3 separate regions of the Mus musculus genome follow, and regions 1 and 2 are each linked to region 3. Evidence: chromatin loops called from intact Hi-C (ENCODE). Cell type or tissue: left cerebral cortex. All regions are shown on one strand. Region 1 overlaps AW121686 (a long non-coding RNA gene). Region 2 has its middle 5.1 kb from the start of Tcf20. Region 3 overlaps Gm32620 (a long non-coding RNA gene).

The links. Hi-C counts contacts between places; a loop is a spot of excess contacts. Peaks named below come from ENCODE experiments on the same cell type or tissue, not always from the same donor. Only the 100,000 strongest peaks of a DNase experiment are listed, where the experiment ranks them.
Region 1: it touches region 3 in a loop (3.0-fold over the local background); 7 of 42 quality-filtered maps call a loop at or near these places.
Region 2: it touches region 3 in a loop (2.5-fold over the local background); 20 of 42 quality-filtered maps call a loop at or near these places.

What each region holds. Positions count from the first base shown.
Region 1 is chr15:82,983,871-82,991,870 of GRCm38, forward strand. AW121686 (a long non-coding RNA gene) reads left to right here. Exons shown (of 2, transcript XR_384274.3): 2 at 2,853-3,928. It also overlaps a transcript of Tcf20 not described here. Among named protein-coding and RNA genes, the nearest start is that of AW121686, 6.7 kb to the left of the region's middle. In left cerebral cortex, CTCF peaks have their summits at 3,975 and 5,378; DNase peaks (open chromatin) are centred at 3,532 and 4,077; H3K4me3 peaks cover 1,549 bases; H3K27ac peaks cover 298 bases.
Region 2 is chr15:82,913,203-82,921,202 of GRCm38, forward strand. It overlaps a transcript of Tcf20 not described here. Among named protein-coding and RNA genes, the nearest start is that of Tcf20, 5.1 kb to the left of the region's middle. In left cerebral cortex, CTCF peaks have their summits at 4,469 and 4,985 (motif pointing right); DNase peaks (open chromatin) are centred at 4,137, 4,454 and 4,927; H3K4me3 peaks cover 664 bases; H3K27ac peaks cover 1,040 bases.
Region 3 is chr15:83,033,999-83,041,998 of GRCm38, forward strand. Gm32620 (a long non-coding RNA gene) reads left to right here. Exons shown (of 3, transcript XR_384275.3): 2 at 261-354; 3 at 3,725-4,592. Among named protein-coding and RNA genes, the nearest start is that of Nfam1, 4.6 kb to the left of the region's middle. In left cerebral cortex, a CTCF peak has its summit at 3,915 (motif pointing left); DNase peaks (open chromatin) are centred at 818, 2,319, 3,264, 3,910 and 1 more place; H3K4me3 peaks cover 447 bases; H3K27ac peaks cover 902 bases.

The sequences.
Region 1 (8,000 bases), 50 kb before region 3:
GGCCACCTCCCGGGCCCGTGACATCACAACTAATTGCCTCTGAAAATGAGCCAGGAACTGCAGGCCCCTCAGGGCCACAGCCCAGGGACTTCCACAGACAGGCAGCTGTGGAGGGACTCAACTCCAATTAAACCAGAGCCCTCAGATGACAAGCCAAAGGGGTGGCCGAGGGGACAGTAGCTGGCAGAAGGCAGAAGGAAGCCAGTCTGGGCTCGGGGGGGGGGGGGGGGGCAAGGGTAGAAGGTTCTATGCTCGTCTATAACAGCCCCTACGTTTTGCAGAGGTGGAAACGGAGGATGAGTGACCTGCCCCAAGGCCACCCAGATAATTAAGGGGACAGACAATACTGAGGAAAAGAAACCACAGGTCTGCCACTGAAGTAGCTCTTCCTGAATGCTATCTAATTTAATCCTCACAACAGCCTGTGAAGGGGTGGGGAGGGGATTGCCATTAACCTCTGTGCCTACAAGAACCAATGGAGCAGCAGAGAGAGGTTAAGTCATTTGCCCAGGGTTACACAGCTCCTCGTTAACAGAACTTGGCCTGAACTTCTGATTTTGAATGCAGTGCTGGGCAGGAGGAGGCAGTTGAGGTTTAGCTGGGAGCAGGGAATGTGATTTAAATACACGTTTAAAATGCTGGTGATCCCCACAGAACAGAAGGAAGTAAATCACTGCAAATTAATTTTTTTTAAAGCTAATCCAGGCAGGAGGGCTGGCTGGGCCGGTGGGTAGGTGGGAGGCAGCTTTGATTCTGTCCAGGCCAGAGCCTGAATAAAGTATGTAGACAGGCTCTCTAGCCATGGGCCTGCTCAAACCCCTGAAGTGGGGTGGGTTGGAGGGAGATTCCATAAGAGCTTCATCCAACATCTGCAAGAATCCGACAACCTGCCACGGGGGAAGGTGCCAGGAGAACAGGTCTGCCGGGCGTAGAAGCCATGAAAAATCAAATTACAGCCAGTTCTTCTAAGCGGGATTCCAGCGTTCCAGCCAAGAGTCTGTGATCTGACTCCATGTATGCAGCTCTATTTAGGGGTCTGACTCTGGCTAAGGGAAGCTGTTCAGGGTCCTGTCCACAGGACAGGAAGTGGATATAGTTATGGTGGCCCTGTAATCTAGCCATCCGGGGTCCCTCGCTCTCTACGTTCCCTCAGAGTAGTGCTAAAGGAAACTTCATGCAAGAAATAGGAGCAGTCCTGTGGGTGGCACACATCTTTAATCCCAGCTCTTTCGAGACAGGGGCCTGAGGATCTCTAAGTTCGAGGTCAGCCTGGTCTACAGAGGTGAGTTCCAGGACAGCCAGGAAAATAAAAGCAAAACAAACAAACAAACAAAACAGGACAGCCAGGGCTACATAGAAAAACCCTGACTTGAAAACAAAAACAAACAAACAAAAAAGTGGGAGCAGGGGAGGGTGGGGGGGGTCTGAGCCTAGGGCTAGGACAGGTGCTCTCCTTCCTGCGCCTTCCCTGATGAGGCCCTGTGGTCCCGTCCCGTCCCCCCCCCCCGCCCCCCCCACACACACCGCTTTAGTGTTGCTATGAGCACTCTGCCTGCTTCTCCCTCTAGGCCTGCTGGCTTCTTTTAATTCATTTCTATGAGCGTGGCCTGAAGTGGTGGAGCCCAGGCCTCCAGCCAGGGGAAAGGAGAAAAGAAAGAAAAATCCCTGCACACCTGCCAGGCTGAACAGCTCATTTTCTTTGGGAAGGTCTACCTGGCCACCAGGCCCTTTGCCTCTCATCCGGCCAGCAGAAAGCTGCCATCTTTGAGCTCCTGCTTAATGACATGGACAGACATCATTTACCGTGTTGTCCATACAAAGCATCATGCCAGATATGGGACTCTCTCATATATATACATACATACATACACATATATAGATGAACTATCACATATATATGATATATGTGATATATGAACTATCAAGAAGTCAGGAAGAGCAAGGAAGCCTTCCTGAAAGTTGTGACAATGGCCCTGGGACCCAGGAGATGAGGCGCATTATCGACCACCTCTTCCGGTCAGCCCTTACAGACAGGCTCTCTTTGATGCCCACCCAAGCTGCCTCTCCTTCCTGGCCGTGTATTGCTTGTCACCTGTGTCCCTGCACTGGTCTGGAATCCCTGTGAGGAATGTGACTAGCTCTGTCTTGGTCACTGCTCCACTGCCCATGCCTAGCTGCAGCAGATGTTCTGTTTTGTATCAATCAACAGAATAAATAGGGGCTGTGAGGATGGCTCAGCAGGTAAAAGTGCTTGCAGCCAAGCCCAAGGACTTGAGTTCAATCCCAGGGCCTACAAGGTAGAAGGAGAGCACTAACTCGGCAAGTAGACCTCTGATCTCCCAATAAGGACAGTGGTACTGATGCTCCAGCACATGCACACGCACACACACGCACATGCACACGCGCGCACACACACACATGCCCCCACGCATGTACACACATACACACAAAGTAAAATACTATATGATCTCTCTATGTAGCCCTGACTGTCCCAGAACTCACCAGGTAGACCAGGCTGGACTCAAAATTCACAGAGATCTACCTGCCTCTGTCTTCTGAATGATGATGTTAAAGACATATGCCACCACATCTGACGATAAATCTTTTTTAAAGAAAGAATAAACAATACATGCAAAGGTCCCACAGGGACCAAGGGTACAGAACGTGATAGAAAATGAGCCTGGGACTCACCCAAGAATCACCCTAGACATGTCTGTATCTCTTCACCAGCAGGCTCTTCTCTGCCCTCCTCCCCCCACCCCCATCCTACCCCCACACCCGCCCAGTCAAAGCGCCTTTTTTTCCTTATAGAAGAGTGTCACTAATCCCCTGTCCCACTGGCTCTGCCCCAGGCTTCACACCTTTGGGAAGAATAAGAGACACTAGCGTCCCCTGCCAGAGCTCTGCCTTGAGCTCCCGCCTCCAAGATACATGGACACCTGGAGCCACGGGGGCAATGACAAGCAAATCCAGAAGTCCCAAAACAACACAACCCCCATCCCTCTGTCTCATCTATACTGCCCTATACTCCCCCAACCCACACCCACACCCAAACCTCCTCACTGAAGCTGAGAAAAGCAGCCAGAACGCATGGTGTTAGTCCTGTCTTCTGATTCCTAGAGTGGGACACCAAGTTACCCTCTTTCTCAGATTCCTCACTGGAGAGACGGGGACACTTCAAATGCAGCCAATTGCACCAAAGAGCAGATTAGCGGAATCAAGGTCTCCTGCCTCATCTTACTACCCGGGGGAAAAGGGGGCTGCTGAACCCGAGGCTTGGAGCTCCCACCCGCACAAGTCGCCATAACCAAGAACCTAAGATTCTGGGGACGCCGCGGGGTCTTCGTGTGTGCGAGCTGCCCCTTTCCCCTCCGGGAGTTACTCAACGCACTCCAGCAAACTTTCCAGAAGCGTCTACAGCTTCCCGTGGCTCTGCAACACTACCAACCATCAACTCGCGTCCACAGCCTCGCTTGCTCCCGGCTACCTGGAGGTCCCCCGAGTCCCAGGACCGCGCGCACCTCCACACACTCTCCAGCCACTGCGGACCTCAGCCTTGGGGATCAGTCTGTCCCCGTTTCAGATCTCCCGGGCGCCTCCTCCGCACCACCTGCGCTCATCTACACCGCCTCGGGGGTCCTCGGGTCGCTTGCGTCTACACAGCTTCAGCAGTCTCCGGGTCTACACAACCCAGCACATGAGCGATGCCCTCAAGGTTCACCCAGTGTCTCATCCCAGTGCCTACCTTGCCTACTACAGTTCCTCACGCTCCCGTCCTGGCTGTGCCTTCTGGTTCACACACATTTTGCAATCTTGTCAGTAGAGAAAGGAAAGGAAATCTTGTAATCCTCCTGCAGCCACGTGGTGTTTGCCCCTAACCCCCTTCTCCGTTTTTTTAGTTGTTTTGTTCTTTTTTTTTTTTTCCTTTAGAACAATATTCATCCCCAACGGCCGCTAGCTGCGGGCTCCGGGCAAACGCAGCTGGCTGCGGGGGCGTGGCCCTGGGCGGAGAGAGGGCGTGGCCTGGGCGGGCAAAGCGAAGTGTCTCTGCCCTGGCCTCCCTCCGCTAGGAAACCGTGGCCTGCGACCAAGGCTCCTGTTCCAGCTCAGGATTGGTCAGCCCACTCGCGATGCTGATGCCTAATTGGCTGAGACGAAGAAGACTCAGAGGTGGTGGTGGTGGTGGTGGTGGTGTGTAGATTTTATTCTTTGCCTTTTTTTTCCCCCTGAGGCGGCCGCTGCTCTGTGGGTTCCTCCTGAACTCTGCAGCCTTTTACTCTCTAACACCGTGCTCCCCATCGTAATGTTTAATCCCACCTCGAATGATAACTACATTTCTTTGTCCTTCTCCACCTCCATGAGGTCAGGACTCGGGGTTTCGACCGCTTAGTAGTGTAGCCCCAGTGCCTGCCTTATAGTAGGTGTATCAAAAACATTTGTGGATTATATTAATAGAAATGGTGCACGTGGGGTCTTGGAGCTATATTTAACGCTGGCAACAGTCCTAAGGAGAAACAGAGGTACAGAGATTGGAGGAACCACCGGCCTGATTGTGGTTACATATAGGCTTAATATGTAGGCTCCAGCTTTGTAAACAGCAATGCCCTGTGGGGTATCAGAACCTGCTTCTCACGTGTCCAGTGTTAGACTAAAGCAAGAAGAGGGTCGCAATATAAGTTATTTCAGTGAATGTGCTGTCCCTAGCACGGCGTTTCGCAGCGCCGAAATGAAACCCCTCCTGTCTCCGTGCTAAGATCGCAGTGACTGTTGAGCCTCTCCCTTCATGGAAACCCACCTGCTTAACACAGGTCACAGTGTCAATCTCTGACTGTTTGGGCATAGCACGTGTGTACCCAGGGAGAGCCACAAGAATGATCAAACCACGAGCAAGTGACATGATCCTAGATACCGATCTTTGGTTGGGATGTCCTTGGAGAAACCCTGAGAGGTCTTTTTGATTGAAGAGTAGTTTCTAAGAAGAGATTGAGAAAGGGCTTGCCTGATAAAGGAGTGTGTAGGAGGCGCTGCTCATAGAGTTGGATCGTAGTGGGTTAATGAACCAGAAAAATGCTCCGGGGAAACCTGTTTCCTATATAGTGTGTATCCAGAGTCGGGACTGAGGAAGGCTGGCTTGGTGCCTGATGAATGAGTTCTTGTGTCCGTGACTTCACGTGCCCTTCTTATAAGAACACCAGTTGGTAGATTTAGGGCCCACCCTAATCCAGTGTAACCTTATCCTAGGTCAATTAAATCCGTGAAGACCCAATTTCCAAACCAGGCTCATTTATATTTTTCAACCCACAGGCTCCTTTGGATCTGTGAACAGTAAGCGCAGAAGCCCTGAGGCTGCTGGGGACAGACTCCCTTCCCAGCTGCCCACTGCTCTCTTGGGGCTTAACCTCCTCCAGCTCATTTCTGATCCTGGCCCCTGGTGGCCACTGCCTACCCAGAGTCCAGAAGAGAGGCAGCCCTCTAAATGCTAGGAGTTCGCAGGTAGACCTTCCAACCAACCATGTCCAGCGTGGTGCTCTGAGCAGGGCCCCACTGTCCCATCCTCCCACACACACCCTGACTGCCTCCTTCCCACCCCCACCCCATCCAGAGATGGACAAGGACAATGAAAGCTATTTCACAAGCAGCTGGTGATTAATCGCCAAGTTAATTAAAGAGGCTGTAATTGCACTCCTGTTTCAGAGGTGGGGATGATGTCTTGGGCAGGGATGGGTGGTCGGCTTAGGTCTCCCTGAGAAGATGGAGCCAACAAGGCAGGAAGAAAAACAAGTGGTATATTCTAGATGTAGATGCTTCCACCGTAGCTGAAATGCTTATTTGACACAGTGAGCCTAAATGTTTATGCTTGTCTCTGTACATTTCCATGTCTTTGAAATATTTCATTAAGGATGAGGGGGAAAATTCGCCAAGGAGAAGGCTAAGTATTTCTAAACTCTAGTTTCAGATTTATAAATGACCTCAAATACCAGTGTGCCTCGATTTACACAATGGAGAGGCCTTTAAAATTATGTGCAAATCGAATCCCGTTTGCCTGCCCGGTATATCTTTAAGGCTGCTGATGCTCCGTCTTCATTTCTGATTGATTTTCCCTGGCAGAGGCGCCAAATTCGTTGCTTTAAGTGTCAGGCTCTCTCTGTCAAGTAGTTAATGACCTATAAAGCACTTAAACCATACTGGAAGAGACGCTATTTGGAGGCACCCCACTGTGTCCCCTCTCCCATTGTCAGTAATCACCCCTCATTTATTTGCTCTTATTGGTCTGGAATTTGCTCTTAGGGTTCCCTAAAGCAGAGCCCTCCCTCCAGGGAGGTCCAACTCTCTGGGATCTCAGATGGGTGCTGATGTCCAGAGGCTTCTTCAGCAGGAGTGCCTTCCTTTCTCAAGTGCCTTTTCCTCCCCCACCCCAGGGGAACTTGGCCATTTAACTGTTCCTCGCCACCTCTCCATTTCCTTCTCCATCATGTTCCAGAGATGGTACCTGTCTTTAAGCCTCTAGTGAATTAGGGAGGAGAAGAAGCCCAAGGTCAGAGTGAGCAGTGTCTGTGGCAGAGATGGGCTCCAGAGCCAGAGTTGGAGCCTAGGAACATCTCTAGGCAGCAGAGGGCAGGAAGCCATCAGCTACCGGGTGAGAAGACTCAATGAGCCCCAGCCAGAAGGGAAAGCACGTTTGCTTTCTGTGGCTGTTATTACCAATTCCACAAACAAGGCTTAAAGAGCACACGTTCTTTTACAGTGTGGGGAAAATCCAAAGCATTATCAACGCAAAGAAACCGAGTGCACAGCCATACACCTCCTGACCAGGTTTTAAGGAGAACCCCTTTCATCCGTCACTCTTTTCACCTTTGAGATTCACCTTCCCTGGCCCTGATCCCTCCCTCCATCTTCAAACCCACTCTCCCACTCCACTTTGCCTCTTCCTGAGCCTATAATCAGCCCATGTATCATTCTCATAAAGACATTTGTGACTCTCAAAATCCCTGCGTCTCAAGAGACTTAATCCCATCTGTTGTGTAAGCAACATCACAGGCCCCCAGGGGAGACATCTTGGGAGGGTACAGAGGGCCCCTCAGCAGAGTGGTCCAGATCATGGGTTGAGACTCATGCTGGGGTTAGATACTTAGCTGCAACACCCAATAGGTAGACTGTCTTGTACGACTTGTTTTCTCTTGTAGCCTCAGTTTCTTCGTTGGTAATATGGGATCGGTGCTTGCCATGAGATGGGAGTTCAGAAGACATTTGACTATGAGGTAGAAGGAACTTCCTGTGCCAGCGTTGAGTTTGAGAGAGGCCCTTCTGAGGAAGGACAGAAGAGGAGGGACAGGCCAGGCTGGAGTGGAGAAGGGCAACATCGGCTTCAAGGGAAGAGTGTGTGCACTCACCTTACATGCTCGGACAAACTCTGTCCTGCGGGTGATAGACAAGAGACACACACAGAATGTGTCTAAACAGAGGGGTGGTTTGGATTTGTGTCCCTGTATTGAAGTCCTAGTCCCTCTCCAAAAGCTTTATTCTCTCCAAGTGTACAGTTCAGAGGTCTTCAGCATACAATACAAGGCTGTGTAAGTATCATTACTGGATAACTCTAGAACATTCTTTGTCTTGTGTTTGTTTGTTTGTTTGTTTGAGACAGGGTTTCTCTGTGTAGCCCTGGTTGTCCTGGAACTCACTTTGTAGACCAGGCTGGCCTACAGAAATCTGCCTGCCTCTGCCTTCCAAGTGCTGGGATTAAAGGCGTGCGACACCACTGCCTGGCTAGGACATTCTTATATAAAGAAATCATATACTCACCAGGAGTTCCCTAAAGCAGGATGGTATAGGGAGGAATACCCTAAAGGTCTCTATGGTCCTAAATCTAGAAAGAAGTTAGGACAGCTTGTGCCTGCAGTGTGGAATAGTAATGCAGTCTCAGGGCTACACTAGCTTGGCCTGGACAGTGCCTCCTTGACAGCCCCCTCCCCTTCCATTTCCTCACTTTGACCTTTGACACA
Region 2 (8,000 bases), 120 kb before region 3:
CCTCCACTGTCCAAATGTCTACTTCTGCTCCTTTTTGGCAGTAGCCCCAATAGAACCCTGCAGGCCCGGTCCACCAACTCCAGAACAGCTCCATACCCTGTGCCACAGGACATCTGGGATGCCTGCTGGGTACTCTCGGCACACATAGGCATCTGAGCTTCTTTGATGATGTTTGGTGACAGCCTACTGAGTGTCAGGTCCCAAGCCCCAATTACCTTCTTCTTAACATCTAAAAACTATTTCCATTCCTCCTGACATTTCTCGAATCCTGGAACCAGTGTGCCTGCTGTGTTCACCAGTGTGGCCACTGTGCTCTTTGTACCAACCCTTCCCTACGCAAGGGCATGCACGGCCTGTCTCTAAGACCTGATTTGGTGTAGCGTCCACAGCAGGCTTTCTATTCAGTACACTTCCAGATAAGCCAGCCGCCACTCAGGAAAGGTGTTTGCAAGGGTCAGCACAGACACTTAGTGCACAGTTATTGATTAGGCCTTTCTGCCTCTGGCCCTTTGTATTTGCTGCTCTCTCTGCCTGGAACACCCACTCTCTCCACTGCCAGCCCTTTGTTACCCAGACACTGCTTCCCCCTGTTTTCCTGCACTGTACCCTGGAAGGCAGCTAGAAGCAGGGACGGAGGCTTGGAGGCAGACTGCTTGTGTTCCTATCTCAGCATCCCCAACTCACTGTGAGAACAGACAAGCTGGTTGGCTCCTCTGAGTCCATTTCATCCTATGTGAAGATAGGAACTGTAAGAGCAGTGTCCACTGGAGGGTCTCAGTAAGGGCTGACCTCCTGGACTGTTCACCTACCCGTTCTACCCCAATGGGACTTTACCTTTAGCCAAGGACACAGGTCAGTCTTGTGCTCTGAGTACGGTCAAAGTGCCTGCAAACAGTGAACACTTAAGAAACACACGCTGGCCCACAACTTTAATCCCAGCACTCTAGAGGCAGAGGCAGGTAGGTAGATCTCTGTGAGTTTGAGGCCAGCCTGGTCTACGTACGGAGTTCTAGACCAGCCATGGCTACGTAGTGAGACCCTGTCTCAAAAAAAGAAAAGAAAAGAAAAGAAAAGAAAAGAAAAGAAAAGGGGAGGGGAGGGGAGGGGAGGGGAGGGGAGGGGAGGGGAGGGGAGGGGAGGGGAGGGGAGGGGAGGGGAGGGGAGGGAAGGGAAGGGAAGGGAAGGGGAGAAGATACACTGAGGAACCTAGGCAAGGACAGCTGAAATCATGGATTGAAGAATTCTAATTCAACTTGGCAGGCACCTACATTAGACTGTCTGGCTTTAAACCTTGGCTTTTCTACTTCCTTCCTGTGAGATCTAAGGCAAGTGTTACTTCATTTCTCTCTGCCACACAGGCTCCACCTGTAAAATGGGAGGAAGACCAGAGCTTCCCTTTTAAGGTTTCAAGATGGCATGAGATAAGGGATGCAAAATACTCAGAAGGGTGCAGGCTTAGCTGGAGCCAGATCAAGGTTAGCTGCCTTAGTGACTATCTGATCAGGGCCAAGAAGGCACGTCTACATCGGGGCAGTGGAAAGGGCGTGGTCACCAGAGGAACAGACTGGCCTCCCACAGAACTGTACCACCCCTTGCTTTCCCTTTGCTGAAGCTGGGTAGCCTTCTGCTTTCCTGAGACTCTGATTTCTGATAAGAAATATAAACAAAATGTCTATAGACACATGGCTAGCACTAAGTAGATGTGCAATAAACGCAGAGTCCCTGTAGTCTCCAAAGCGTGGAGAAGTACAATTCATAACTCCTCCAGCACTCAGCATGCGTGAGGTCACAAGCATAAGCAGAAGCACAGAGAAGGGACTTAGAAGGGAGAAAGATGGACTGAACACAAGGAAAGGCTTCTGGAAAGTGGGGGGAGGGGAGGAGGGGGGTGCAAGCTGGGTCAGGACACCCTGTCCAGGAAAGGAGGTGGGAGCAAATGTATGGACATGGTGGGGCCACCCGATCAAAGGCAAAGCTGATTGCTAAGATCACAGCTCTCAGGCACACTTGGGTGGCCAGACCCAACCACATTCATTCTGGAGCTTTGCATTCTGTTGGGGAAATACAGTGGCTGATTCGGAGAGCACCAAGTTTCCATCCTGGGCATCCTGTTGATGATCAAGGTCAACATCACAGAAACAAGAACTGCCTTGAGAGGGACGCTAAAATCATCTTGTCCAACTGTTTTACAGATGAGCAACTTGAGGCCCAGAGGTCTGAACTACATTACTCCAACTCACAGTTAATAAAGAACAGAGCCAGAATTTGACTCCAAGCTGATTGCAGAGCTAGTGTTTTTAACCAATTCACCCTCCTGCTTCTCCTGAGAACATGCATCCATCCCCTGCTGTAATGCATACACCCATTCTGCATGTGTGCACCCATCTACCCATCCTCTCTTCATGCACCTAGCTATCCCATCATACATCCATCCACATATGTCTCTATCCCATCACACATGTTTGCCCATCAAGCCCGTAACGCATGCATGTACCAGTCTGAGGCACTATGCATGCATGCACTACCCAACTGCCCCATCCTTTATGCATCTATCCTATATCAGGTGTCCATATACTTATCCACCCCATTACACACATGTACCCACCTATTCGTTCCATCATGCATGCAAGTACCAGTCTAAACCATTATGCATGCACGCACCCATGTATGCACCTACCTATTCCATCCATCCTATCATATATGCACACATGCATGCTTGCACCTGTCCAAACCATCAGAGGTGTGCTCCCACCCATCCCATCTGGTTATGTGCATGCCCTTCCATCACATCACATCACACACGCATGCACCCATCCATCAGATCACACATGCATGCATGCATGCAATCATTCAAGTACTGCTTATTTGAGCTCCTGCTGCTCCAGACACTGAGATGTCAACAGTGAACGCAGAGCCAAGCCCACAGAGCTCTGCGCTGTACACAGATGCTTTAGAGCTCACTACAATTGGTCCTCCTGAAAAGCCTGGCTTCAAATTGAGCTGCTCAAGACCACAGACCACTCTACTGCTGGGAAACCACAAACCAAGCCCCTTTCAAAGGCCATTACATCGCTTGCATGGGAAAAGGAGAATGAAGACAATTGATCCAGTATCCACTTTCTGGACAGAATGATGAGTTGTGTGGAGTTCTCCAGTCTCAGTAACAACAACAACAAAAAGGATTTAGAAATGTTCGGTCCAAGGGGCTTGAAGCAATTGAATGAACAAGCATAGCATCTGAGTTCTGCCACCACAGGAGCTCCTGGCAAGTAGTTCCCTGAGCAAAGAGGACGTGGGCCAACTTTATGCACTGGGGCTCCCAGACCTCTCTTTCTAAGAGCTGAACACTTACTCTGTTCCAGACTCACTGTGCTGTCCCATCCCAAAAGGCCGGCAGGACTGTTCCATTTTCCAAACAAGAAAACTGAGGCTCAGAGAAAGGAAGTCTTGTTGGTGGTCAACACAGGTCTGGCTGGCTCTGAAGACTGACCCTCAACACCAAAGATTCAGCTTAGCTTTGGACAGATATTGCTTCTCTACTTTCCTTGTCTCTAAATCGAGCACTGGGGACAGGGAAGACACTCACTGAGGCTAGCTGACTTTCTCTTGACCCACACCCCTCCAGCTTTAACCCTGCTCAAAATTAGACTATAAAACTGTCGGGAATGAAGCTCATAAAACAGGAATCAATGTCCTGACTTGGGAGATAATTACTTTATACCCATTTTACAGATGAGGCCATAGATCATGATCTATAAAATAATCAGTACACTCTCCCAAGGTTCCTGCAACATTTCTGTCATTGCCAGCAGAAGAATGGATGGCTGTTACAATCAGGTTTTCTGTAGTGCTATTCATGGTGATCCCCAACACTGGGTAGCACACCACCACTCCTGAAGAAATGCTCACTGCCAGTTTGCTCCTCCATGAAATGCGAAAGGAACAGTTCTTAAAAGAATGCATGCACCCTATTTTACAGATAAAGTAACAGAAGCCAGGAAGGGGGGCATGAAGTACGCAGGAAAGCTGCAACCCAGGATTTGTGACCCGGAACATAATATTAAGAAAAAAGGCTAGGATGTCGGTGGGCTGCAAATTTGAATGGCACACTTCTGCGGGCTGGCAGTCTGCCAAGAGCCGCAAACATGGGGTGTTCTGCTCACCCGGGGCCATCAAGAGCCTGCAGCCTTCCCTGGGCACAGCTGCTACCCTGGCAGACCCCTAAAAAGCCCCCCAAAGAATCTCTGCGCTCCAGAGCTCTTTTCTCATTCCAAACATGCCAGAGCCCCGCGGACCCCGGAGGCTGCTACTTAGCGCCAGATTAATCACACCGAATTCTCCATCCAGATATTGCGTGCAGGCCGAACTCCCACCGCTAATCGCCGTAATATTCTCCTCGGCGTGTGCAGGCGGCCGGGGCGATGTTCCAGGAATATTAATTCTCCACAGCCGGCTCACTCCCGCCGCACGCATGCGCCCCCTGCACTGCTGGCTGCTGGTAGGGGAGCAGGCCTGGCCATGGGATCAGGAGCCTGGGGGAAGTAGCGCCAGACCCCAGCCCTCCATGGGAACCACTCTGGCCAAACAAGAACCATGGGCTAAAGCCTACCCAAGGTTTAGAATCAAATTAGAGTACTGATGGCTCCTGCCTGTGGGATAGTTTGCCCCCAATACTGCTTCTCCCCTTAGTACTGACCCCTGGCCTCCTGCCCCAGAACCTGCACCTTTAGGAAGCTTAGAGCCCCCAAGAAGGCACACAGTATAGTTCCCTGATGTCCTCTCAACACAGCAATACTTTGACAAATGGGCATCCAGGGATCAGCTAATCCTGGCCACAAAAAAAAGCACACATACAAAAAGGAATACAAATCTTTCATCTGCTTGAAATATAAAAGCGTGGGTGGCAGTGGAGACTCTGGCGATGGAAGTCTGTGCTCAGCTATGGGGCTAACCTAGACCTGGAGGGGGCAGGCTGGGTCTATGGAAGCCATGGCTGACTGCTGGTCTTTGCTTACTCCAAAACTACAGTGTAACTGGTAATGTCAGAAGCTGAGGAAGGAGAGAACTGGAGGGAACTGGAGAGAACTGGAGCAGAAGGCTTGTAGCCCCTGAACTGTCCTTAAGGAAAAGAAACACTCTCCTGTCCCCGATGACTGGTTTTAAGGAAGCACTGACCACTGAATGTCCTCTCTGAGATCTGAGACACTGGCCTGTCTGTAAAGAGTTCCTGGTCCAAAGTGGGGCTCAGCATCCCAGCAGTCCTGGGGACACTAGGTAGGGCTTCTACCCACCCAGAGCACTGCTAGGAAAAGCCACATCTTCAGGTGTTTAAATCTCAAATCAACCATGGGATGTAACTTCAGGATATCCATTTACAAACAAGGAAACACACAAGACAGCTAAGTGTCCCAATCAGATCAGCCTTCAGGCCACCAGAACTTGAATCCAGGCTCTCCTCTTCAGCAAGCTCTGTGACTCCATTTCCTTCCCCCCCATGAAGTGACCTTTAAGATCCGTCCAGTCAGGCAAAGGGTCTGGCTGCCCACGGGCAGCCCCTGGAGAATCCACTGTGGCAAGCAGCCGAATGGGATACAGGGAAGGGCTGGGCAGGTGTCAGCAGACTCGGGACATCCACAGAGCCAAGTCATCTGAATCAGCCCCTGCTTCCCACAGCCTGGTCCAGGCCAAATGAAGGTGGGGCCCTGGGTCCACTGGATGGAGGAGCCTCTTGAACCTGATTGCAACTCTGGCCCAGCACTAGGAGTCAGAGACAGAGCCTGTAAGAACACAGGAATGTGGGCCAGTTCACAAGAAGCCAGCGGCGAGGCTGCTTGAGGGACTGGGGGCTCAACTCAGTTCCTTCCCAGTACGGATCAGAACTGGAGTTTAGGACAAAAGCTGACCTGCAGGACAAGCCCCAGCTCCGAGGCTCCTCCCCAACGTCCAGCAAAGGCCCAGCTGAAGGATAGCAGTTGACCCCCCACCCTAAGGGCCCTTAAGTTTTGTCTGGCACCTCTCACATGCTACCATACATATGTCTCATGAACACATGAAAGCCAAAAGCCTTTTCTCCATTTCTCAGAAAAGAAAGCTGAGGCTTAGAAACAGACTCAAGCACAGGCCCCTCTCACATGCCGAACGGCCATAACTTCACAAGGTCTAGGTAAATGGCCCCAGTTCCCAAGGAGTCCATCCTGGTGCCACAGATAGCAGGAGGGAATATCATATGGTTTCCAGGTTCAGACTTCCAGGTCCAGACCTGTGCGTTCGTGCCAGCCCTACCCAAGGCTCTGGTGGTAACCAAAGATGCATATAAGGACCTCTCTCCCTTCTCTTGTCCTGGGGTCTTCCTGCTTTGGACTCCAGGAATCTGAAGCAGAGATGGGACTTAGCTGGCTCCCAGCAGACACTTTGAGACCAATGACACAACTAGTGCTCATCCCTGCCTTCTAGGAGGGGACATCCCAGCCTGTCAGCTGTAACCAAGTGGGCAATAGGACCACAGGCAATGAACAGCAAGTCCCACGATGTTTCCAAGGAGGAAGGCTTAGACAGGGACCTAGAGGGTCAAGAGACGCATTCAAGTTTCAAAGCACCGCACAGGAGACACGGGAGAAAACAAGGCTCACGTGAGATTCTCGGGCCTCCTACATCCAGGCCGATCCCTTCTGCATCTCTGGCCATGGCAGGTCCAGTGCCACGAGAGCCCTACTCTGTGTGACTGTGGACGTCACAGACACAGGGTTAACTCATCCCTTCACTTTCAGTCTTGGCTCCAGATCTCACATCCTCTTAGCCAGGTACTTCTCAAAAGGAATGGTAGGGTGTGAGACTTATAGGGAGAGCAAGGGGAGAGGGGCAGGGATCCAGGCCTAGCTATGGAGCAAAGCAGGAGAACAAGGCAGTGGCAGGACATAGCCTAAACAGAAGAGGGGCCCAATCTCCAAGCGATTAACTTCCTGGTCAGGCCCAAGGACCGCAGCAGGCAGACAGCTCTTAATCTTCCTTAGTGGTCTTCCCGGAAGATTCCATGGTTTATGTCCCTCTGGCCCCTGGGTCAAAGGAAAGACCCATATCTGAACCAACCTCCTACTTACTCCTGGCTGACTCAACAAACACTTTACTGCTCCAAGCCTCAGTTCATCTGAAATGTGGAGTCAGAGTGACTAGTCACAAAGTGAAAAACCTGCAGAAGGGACAAATGTTGGTTCCTTCCCAGGAACTGTACCTCTCCAGGGGAATGAAAACTGGGCCTGTCCTGAACAAGAGACCACATACTCGATTTCATTTATTGATCCTGACAGCCTTGGAGAGGGAGAGATTGCTGCCCTATATTCACAAGTGAGAATCTGAAGGCAGATAGGTGAGGGGCTGGCCCAAGATCAAAGCTACATATCCCACATGGACCTTACCTGGTTGTAAAAGGTTATATGCCAGCTATGGAAAGAAGTGGACAAAGAGGTCAGGGGCACCTCAAACCAGCTCTCTGACCAACCCTAGACTGAAATCCTGGCCTGTAGAAACAAGAGGTCTAGCCCATACCTCCCAGCCCGAAGAGAAAAAAAAGTCTCCTACCCCATCCCCACGAGAGTCAGAGTCGGAAGCCATCTTGGCTCTGAAGGGAGCTTGTTTGATTGGTTTTGTTTTTTAAATCTAGGAGCAGGAAGGGCCTGAACAGTGGGCACATGTGGCAAGGTAAGCCTCTGGGTAGAGAAGGGCCCTGCTACCTGCTCCCCTCCTGCCCCTCCTGTCACCCGCAGTGCAGTGCAACCATGTAACTGTCTAGCCCCAGCACAGCGTGCTCAAAAGCAGGCACCTGCCAATCTCAGCCCACGGCCTCCGCCCAGCCCCCTCTCCCGGAGGACAGATAATTCTCTCGCTCTCCCAGCCTGACAAAATAACTAATGCTAACTCAATAAAGTCCCCCTTGAAGGTTTTTAATTACCAGACTGTGCCGAAGACTAAAGACTCCAGGAGCAGGAGGGGGGGCTGCCGAGGCT
Region 3 (8,000 bases):
AGGCCCCTGACTGCCTCCTTCCTTATCAGCTCTGCTCTCGAAGCCCCCATGGCGCTAGAGGTCTCAGTACTGGGACAGTGATGGCTTCCTATGAGGGGGGGAGGGGCCATCCTCTGCAGACTCTAGGGAGAACTCCTAAGGTCCTGGAGCCCCGTGTCTGTTTTGTGACCTGAAAGGTAGGGGCTGAGAGGACAAGGGGAGAAAAGCAGCAGGAAAGAAGTTGAGGGCCAGACCTGCTGAGTCTCGACTTTTCTCATTAGAGCCGTGAACCCAAGAGAGCCCTGAGTAGCCCCACCACACCAGTGAGAGACTTCAGCATGAAGAGGTGAAGCAGCTAGCTCATGATCCCGGCAGGTCTGTGGGGCATAAATGAGAAGGACAGATAGATTTTTACCTGGATTTTCTTTGCCACTTGTGCCAGTGTGGTGGAGGCTGGGCACGTGGCTGATGTTCCCCCCCTCCCCCACCCTTTCATATCACCATGGGGGCTTCTGTCAGTACCTTGCCTAAATCCCTTCCCCTTGGCCTCTGCACAGTTAACAGTGAAAGCTGCAGGGTGTTTGGGAGCAAGAACCCTGAGACTGGTGTGCAGAGGCAAGCAGCCATAGGCCACCCACCCGCAGAGGAAGATGTGTATGAACAGGAGAAGAGGCAGCGCGAAGGGGCGGGCTGGGACCCAGGCGGTATTGGCTGTTGATCCATCAAGGTGATACATGATCACAAGTGTCACAGCGAAGCATGGATAATCTGCTTCACGCCGCTCCCCAGCTCCTGCGGGGAGCAGATTGTCTAAGCACTCCGGTGCCATGGTGATAGACGTCATGTTAATGCCTCGGTGCACAGAGGGAGCATTTTAAAGGCATCGGGCTGCGCCTCCGTGAGTCTCCTCATGACTTGGCACCAGGAGATGCCTGAGTGCCAGGCTGCCTGAAACACAGATCCTGGCTTCCCCAACACTGGTGCTGTCCCCATGCCTGCCCAGGTGCCAGCTAGCTGCTCCTCCCTGCCTGTGCTTGGTACTGCTGTGCATCCCGTGCAGATAAACGTCAGTCCCTGACAGCATACCTGCACCTAAGCTGCAGGCAGCGGGGCCTTACGGGACCCTGCTGAACACCTAGCAAGCCACTCACTGTCCTACCCCCTGCACAGGTCTTCAACTCTACAAGACTTCATGCTGGTGCAGGAAGTTGCTCAGAGGCCAAGCACTGCCTGGGCTCTGGGTGGGGCTGATGAGAACACAGCAAAGGAGGGGAGGGGGCTGAGGGGCTGCATCACCGTGGGGATCCTGAGCTACTGGGAAGAGGCAGGGACAGACCTGAGAAGCAGAGCCCCTCTGACCCAGGTGACAACCCAATGGACATCAAACCAAGGCGCATTCAGAAACCTAAAGGTCTCCGTGACTCTCCAGCACCTGTCACCCAGTGCTTTGAGCTGTAGACCACCTGGGCTCCATTCCATTTGCTGTTTTTTTTTTTTTTTTTTTGTTTTTTTTTTCCTGTCCTGTGCCCCAGGCAGGAGCCCTGAATAAGTAGTAGCAAGGTTCGAAGGTAGGAGGAGGACAGGAAAGAACAGAGACTTCACAGCTCTGGGCTGGGCCTCTGAGCTTGACTTTGTAGATGAGATTCCTGGGGCCAGCACATGTCAGCCGTGGCGTGGGTCTCACTAGGCACCCGCTTACCCCCCATCTACCCTTTATATCTCGCTGGGCACATCCTCTGCCCACAGCACCAGCCTTCCTAACAGATACAGAAGAGCAAGAGCCCATCTTGAGGAGCCATGTCTAAAGGGAACAAAGATAACCCAGGACAACTCAGTATGACTGTGTGGTCCAGCCTAGCCGCTGGGGCCAAACACTCTTCACCTCCAACTTAATGGGCATGGCAACCCTATGTGCTGGTATCTGAAATTCCTTCCATTTAATAGGTGCAGAAACTGAGGCACAGAGAAGACAAAGTGATTTCTAACCACTATCCTAGCGCAGCAGTTCTCAGCCATCCTCATTCTCTAATCTTGGCCCGCCACCCCCAACCAAATAGTTACGTTCGTGGCTACTTTGTAACTTTAATTTTGCTACTGTTCTGAATCTCAATGTAACTTTCTGTGTTTTTCTCAAGGCCTTAGGTGACCCCTGTGTAAAGGTCATTCGGCAGCCCCAACAGGGGCTCATAGGTTGAGAACCTCTGCTCAGACTGAATACCTAAGGGACAGACAGCACACAGAGCAAGGGGACGCCAGGGAAGGAGGAAGGCTTGGCTGGCTCGGGTGGACGGCTTTGTGAACAGCCCTAAAGGAGGAAGTAGAGAGGGGAACCTGGAAGCACGTGGTCCCTTGCAGTCCCTGGGAAGGGGGGTGGGGCTTCCGTAGACTTAGACTAAAACTTCGATAACAAGACAAGTCTCCATGCTAAGTTTACTTCCACCAATGTTTCTTGTTGCCAGGCAGAGAAGAGAAGAAACCAAAGTCAGTCCTTTTTTTTTTTTTTTAAATTTATTTTCTTATTATATGTAAGTACACTACAGCTGTCTTCAGAGACCCCAGAAGAAAGCATCAGATCGCATTACGGATGGTTGTGAGCCACCATGTGCTTGCTGGGATTTGAACTCAGGACCTTCGGAAGAGCGGTCAGTGCTCTTAACCACTGAGCCATCTCTCCAGCCCCCAAAGTCAATCTTTTCCCCTCAGAGTGCCCCAGAAAGGGAGCTTGGACCCAGCCACTGCTGCCTGGCCTGGGCTTGGAGGTTTCTCTTGCAGACACAGAGGTACTAGGACGAGAGGATCAGACCCCTGACCCAGCTTCATGTCACCTCTTCCTTCCCAAGACTCCAGCTCCCAGAGAGACCTATCAGCAAGGAGATCCGGGCTGAGAGTGGCCACTCTGCTCTGACCACTCTGTTCAGGGTGTCAGGGTGTCTAGGGTGTCAGAGGTACACTCCTCTGTCCTGTACCTCACGCGTCCAACAGTGGCAATGGAAAGTTCCCATCCTGGGGACACTGGGCTCACATTTGGGAAGGATGCTCTCCCACCCTGTGTAGCTGACCTGCAGGCACCGGGCCGATGCGTTTGATCATTTGATCAGATCCTCACCAAAACAGGGCAAGAGAGCTGACCGTGACCCCAGGATAAACCATACAATCCCGAGCCGACCCTCGGTGAGCCACCTCCTTACCTAGGAGGGAATGAACTCCGCCATTGGAGGCAGGCAAACCCATCTGGAGCCCATCACCCTGCATGCTGATGGGAGGTTTCTGCCCTGGCAAGAAGCCCAGGCTGGCCCATCTCCAAATCTCACCTCGGTTCAGGCTGCCCTATATCTTTGGCTGTTCCTTCCATTTGAGACCTAGTTTTAAAGGCTTTTCATCTACGTGCTACTTCCATTCTCACAGAAACATTGTGTGGGAGGAGTTATCATTGCCCCTAATTTACAGATTAGAAAACTGAACTCAAGTTCCACCGCAAGGACGAAGGCAGATAGGAACTTGGGCTCCTGGCTCTTTGGCCCCTGTGTGTTCTTGCATCCTGCAGTCCCCCTGGTTTTCCCACCAAAACACCTATCCTAACTCTCATATAGTAAGAAAAATAGAACAAATGACTTGTTTGGAGGTGGTAACAGACAGTCTAGGACAAGCACCTAGGGTTCGCATGTTAAATACATACACGTAACATGTGGAGAAATAATGAAAGACAAAGGTAACTCCCATTTTCAACATTTCTTCCATGTAACAGCATGCACCCTGTGGGGCTCTTTGGATGGCTTTGTCACTGGAAGAAACAAGCACCACCCAGGAAGCTAATTGCTGGAGGTCCCGAGGAGTAGCTGTCAACCTACTGAGTCTTCTACCTTGGGATTTCTCTTCTGACCATGATGGACAGCCCCAGAACTGTTCTGTGCTGATGGCGCCACCTGGTGGCTGGCGTGGGAATGCCCTCAAAGGAGACTCCCGTGTCCCTTGGCGCTCTAAGGAACCTGGGCCATTCAGAGGCCAACACCTTGCCAAGTTAGACCCAGACATGAATGGCAGCAGGGTGGAGTAGTAGAATAGAGGTCAGGGTCAGGCAGTACACAATGTGCCAGGAAGACTGTGGAACCGAGAGCAGGGCCCCAGCGTGCCTCTTGGAGGCACTTCAGCCCTTCCTGGGGGCAGGAGAACAATTCACTTCTTCCAGACAGCTGCTTCTGCTGGAAGCACTTTCTAGTCTTTTCTAGAGCCTCCTTCCCAGCTGCTTACTGGCCGCCAGGCAAACCCCTCCCATCTTCTGCAGGCACAACTGGGGACTTTCCAGGGGCAGTCTCAGCCAATTAAGGAAACAATTAGCCTCCCCTGAGGCAAATTCATGCTTTGTCACCCACAGCACTCTGGTTCTGTGGGACTTGTGGGCACAAGATGTGTGTGTGTGTGTGTGTGTGTGTGTGTGTGTGTGTGTGTGTGTGTATCCCACCTTGAAGCTGTTTGGTGAAAGATTTAAAGAGACAGAGGTGAAATCACTTGACAAAAATAAGTCATAACAGAGACAAGTGTTAGCTGGCTGCACACCTGTGAGCCCAGTACTTGAGAGGTGGAGACAGGAGGATCAAGAGTTCAAGGCCTGTGGTGGTGGTGGTGGTGGTGGTGGTGGTATATGCCTTTAATCCCAGAGGCAGAGGCAGGTGCATCTCCATGAGTTTGAGGCCAGCCTGATCTACAAATCGAATTCCAGGAAAGCCAGGGCTGGAACAGAGAAAGACGTGTCTGGGGTGGGAGTGGGGGAATTAAACAAAGAAAAAAGAGTTCAAGACCCACTTAGGCCACATGGGCCCCCCTCCCTGTCTCTTCTGCAGGCAGCTGGTTCCTTGTTTCCGGTCCCTAGATGGGAGGGCACTGAGGAGTTGCTTCTAACAAGGATTCCTCAAGAAGACATGAAGGCTACAGACCTGAGTGGTCTATGCTGTCTGATGAAGGGCTGTAGGATGGGAAGGTGGCAGGGGAGTTTTCGGGAACAAGAGGTGGGACAGGAAAGGGAGGCCATGCAGGAACTTCCTCCACCTGCCAGGGCAGCTGAAGGTTATTGCAAGGGGTGGAGTTCAGGAAGCTGGGCAGCTACAGGAGGTCTCTTAGGACTGTCCCCGGACTTAGCCTCATTCCTTAGGAAAGTTCTGTCTCCTCTGCTACCCTCCCCTCCTCTCCACTTCCCTTTTTCCTTTTCCCTATGGCTGGGGCAGCCTCTCTCCCAGGGCTGCAGAGAGTGTGTCTAACCTACACATCTGTCTCACCCTCAGAAACCTCAAATCCAAAGCCAGCAAAGAATGTAGGCCCAACTGTTTTCAGGGATTCCTTCAGTGACCCTCAGGGAATTCTGGGTCACTCAATGTGGGGTACTATCCTAGGTAGGTATTGTTCTGGCTGCCTGCCAGGGAGGGCAGAGCCTAACACCTGCTCACCTAAGTCGAAACTCCCTAGGAACCCAGCAGGAAACAGCTCAAACAAGGTCCGAACCATGGCGTCGTCCCCAGGCCAAGGTCAAGGCATGACTAAGGCTCTTCAAAAAGTTTCTAGGGTACCAGATATGGGGGTACACACCTGTAACACCAGAACTCAGGAGACAGAGGCAGGAGGACAGAGCGAGTTTAAGGCCAGCCAGACGTGTGTTTGTGTGTGTGTGTGTGTATGTGTGTGTGTATGTGTGTGTGTGTTCTTAAAAGGCTAGGGCTGAAGGCATATTTCTTCCCTTGAGCATCCTCTGATGAAAATTGCCTTCTTCCTAGGATCTAAGCGTGAACAGGGGCAAGAGAAGCTGTTACTGTTGCTGTCTGCAGCCAGAGTCTGTTTCTTTTTTTCTTCTTTAAATGTATTTACTTATATTTGTGTGTGTGTGTGCACACATGTGCACCCCAGAAAGAGCTAAGACCCTACTTCTGATTCTTCTCTCACCCTCTCATAGATGTTTTGGCCTCTGGTAGCATGCCTACCCTATGTGTGTATGTGTGTGTGTGTGTGTGTGAGTCACAGGCAGAGGGCAGGGTCAGTGGAAAGAGGAGCTGCCTGTGGCCTGCCCCTCCAGTCAGCTTCCCCATATTAGTGAGAGGAGGCCTCTGTGACCCTTTATGCCTTTGCCCTGGATAGGTGGGGCTTTTCCTTGGATCTTAAAGCCTTCTTCCCAGTACACCAAGCAAGGTCTCCATTCTTGCCACAGATAGGATAAGGGGGTCCTGGCTCCCCTCCTTCATCTTTCCAGGACACCCTGAACCCTTAAACCTCCCCTTCCCTACCAAGAACAGCCCCGCTTGCACTCACTGCTATCTGGCTGGGGTCTCTCTCATGCTGGGTCACACAGTCTCCCTGGAGTGCTTTCACTGCCCCTCCCCCCTGAGCTTGAGCTGCAGCCAAGTAGCTGTAGAGACCTCCAGTGCCTTGAAGCCCTCCTTCCTCTGCGGACATGGGTGGCCTTTGGTGGCAGCCCAAGAGGCTGTCTGATGTGTGCTTCCCACTTGGCAGGGCCTGTCCTACCCTTTAGAGAACTGGTCAGGGTAGCCCTTGGGAGAAGGGTTGTGTTGAAAGAGCCCCTCCCTTCCCTTCCTCTCAGCCTTAAAACAACCCCCTGCATACTGAGATTGACAGTTATTGCTTTGATTCAGAAAAGCAAGCAACCAAACAACCATTATCCAGCTGGGGAGATGGCTTGGAGATGGCAGGATTAAAACCTGACAACCTGAGCTCAGCCCTAGAAAAGCCTGGTGCTGCGGTGTTCATTGGTAATCGACAGGGAGAAGGAAGACAGAGACAGGAGAGCCGCCCAGAAGCTCACAGGCTAGGCAGCCTGAGCAGACGGCTCAGCCAGAGAATAAGTGCAGTGCACATTTCTTTAATTCCAGCACTCCAGAGGCAGGTGGATCTCTGAGTTCAAGGCCAGCCAGGACTACAGGGAAAGTTCCAGGACAGCCAGGGTTACCCAGAGAATCCCTGTCTTGAAAAAAAAAAGAAAAAGAAAAAAAAAAAAAGAAAAGAAAAGAAAAAAGGGAAACAAAATACGACTATAGGCCCTTACAATAAATATTGACTTGCCATTCCATTCTAACAGGAATAGAATTCACTTTACAAAGTTTAAAAGGTGATGACACCATGAACATAAAGCAATTCAGACAAGGGACAGGTGACCATCTGTGTGACACAACCCCATCTTATACTCTTAACCCCTCTTCGTGTTACAAGAATTTTGTAAAGCGCCCCTCACCCCTTTTTTGAGACAGGGCTTTACTACGTACATCACCACCCCTGGCCACTTTAAAAGCAAAACACGACAACCCCCAAACCAAGAAACAGGGTCACATGTATCCTGGCTTCAAACTCACCGTGTGGCCAAGATGACCTTCAACTTCTGATCCTCCTGTCTCTGTTTTCTGAGTGCTGAGATTACAGGCGTGTGCGGGGCATACCTGGTTCATACAATGTCTGGGATCAAACCCAGGGCTTCCCGCAGGCTCGCCGAGCATCCTATGAACTGCTCTGCGTCTGCAGCCCTTTGCCATGCCATAGTCCATGGAAAGGGTTTTAGCTTTGGGGTCCAGCTTATCTCGTGTAGGAGCAGCACACACTCTGGCTTTGTGGCGTGGCGGGTTTTCTGAATGAGCGCTAATCTTAAAATTCTTTGGATGGATCCCACTTACACCCCACGTTGCTTTGAAACCTCCCTGCGGGAGCCTGTTCTGTTAGCTTTGTTGATGTCAGCACTTCATGCCAAACCAGCAAGAAATTTAAATCCTTTCCATCCCGGCCGTTGGTTCATTCTACTTCCCTTCATGCCTCAGTGGGAATGTTCTGGAAGCCATGTGTCCCCTTAGACAGACAGCAGAATAACTGAACTGTACACAGAGGTAACTTCGAGTCCTATGGAATACTCCAAATGCCAAGTTAAATGCGTTCCCAAGTCAGTTTTCCCAAAATATGCCCTAGCTGGCCAAAACCAGCCGGCTGGGCGGGAGTCAGGAAGGAGAGAACTAACACTTGAGGCCAAAAGGAATCACATC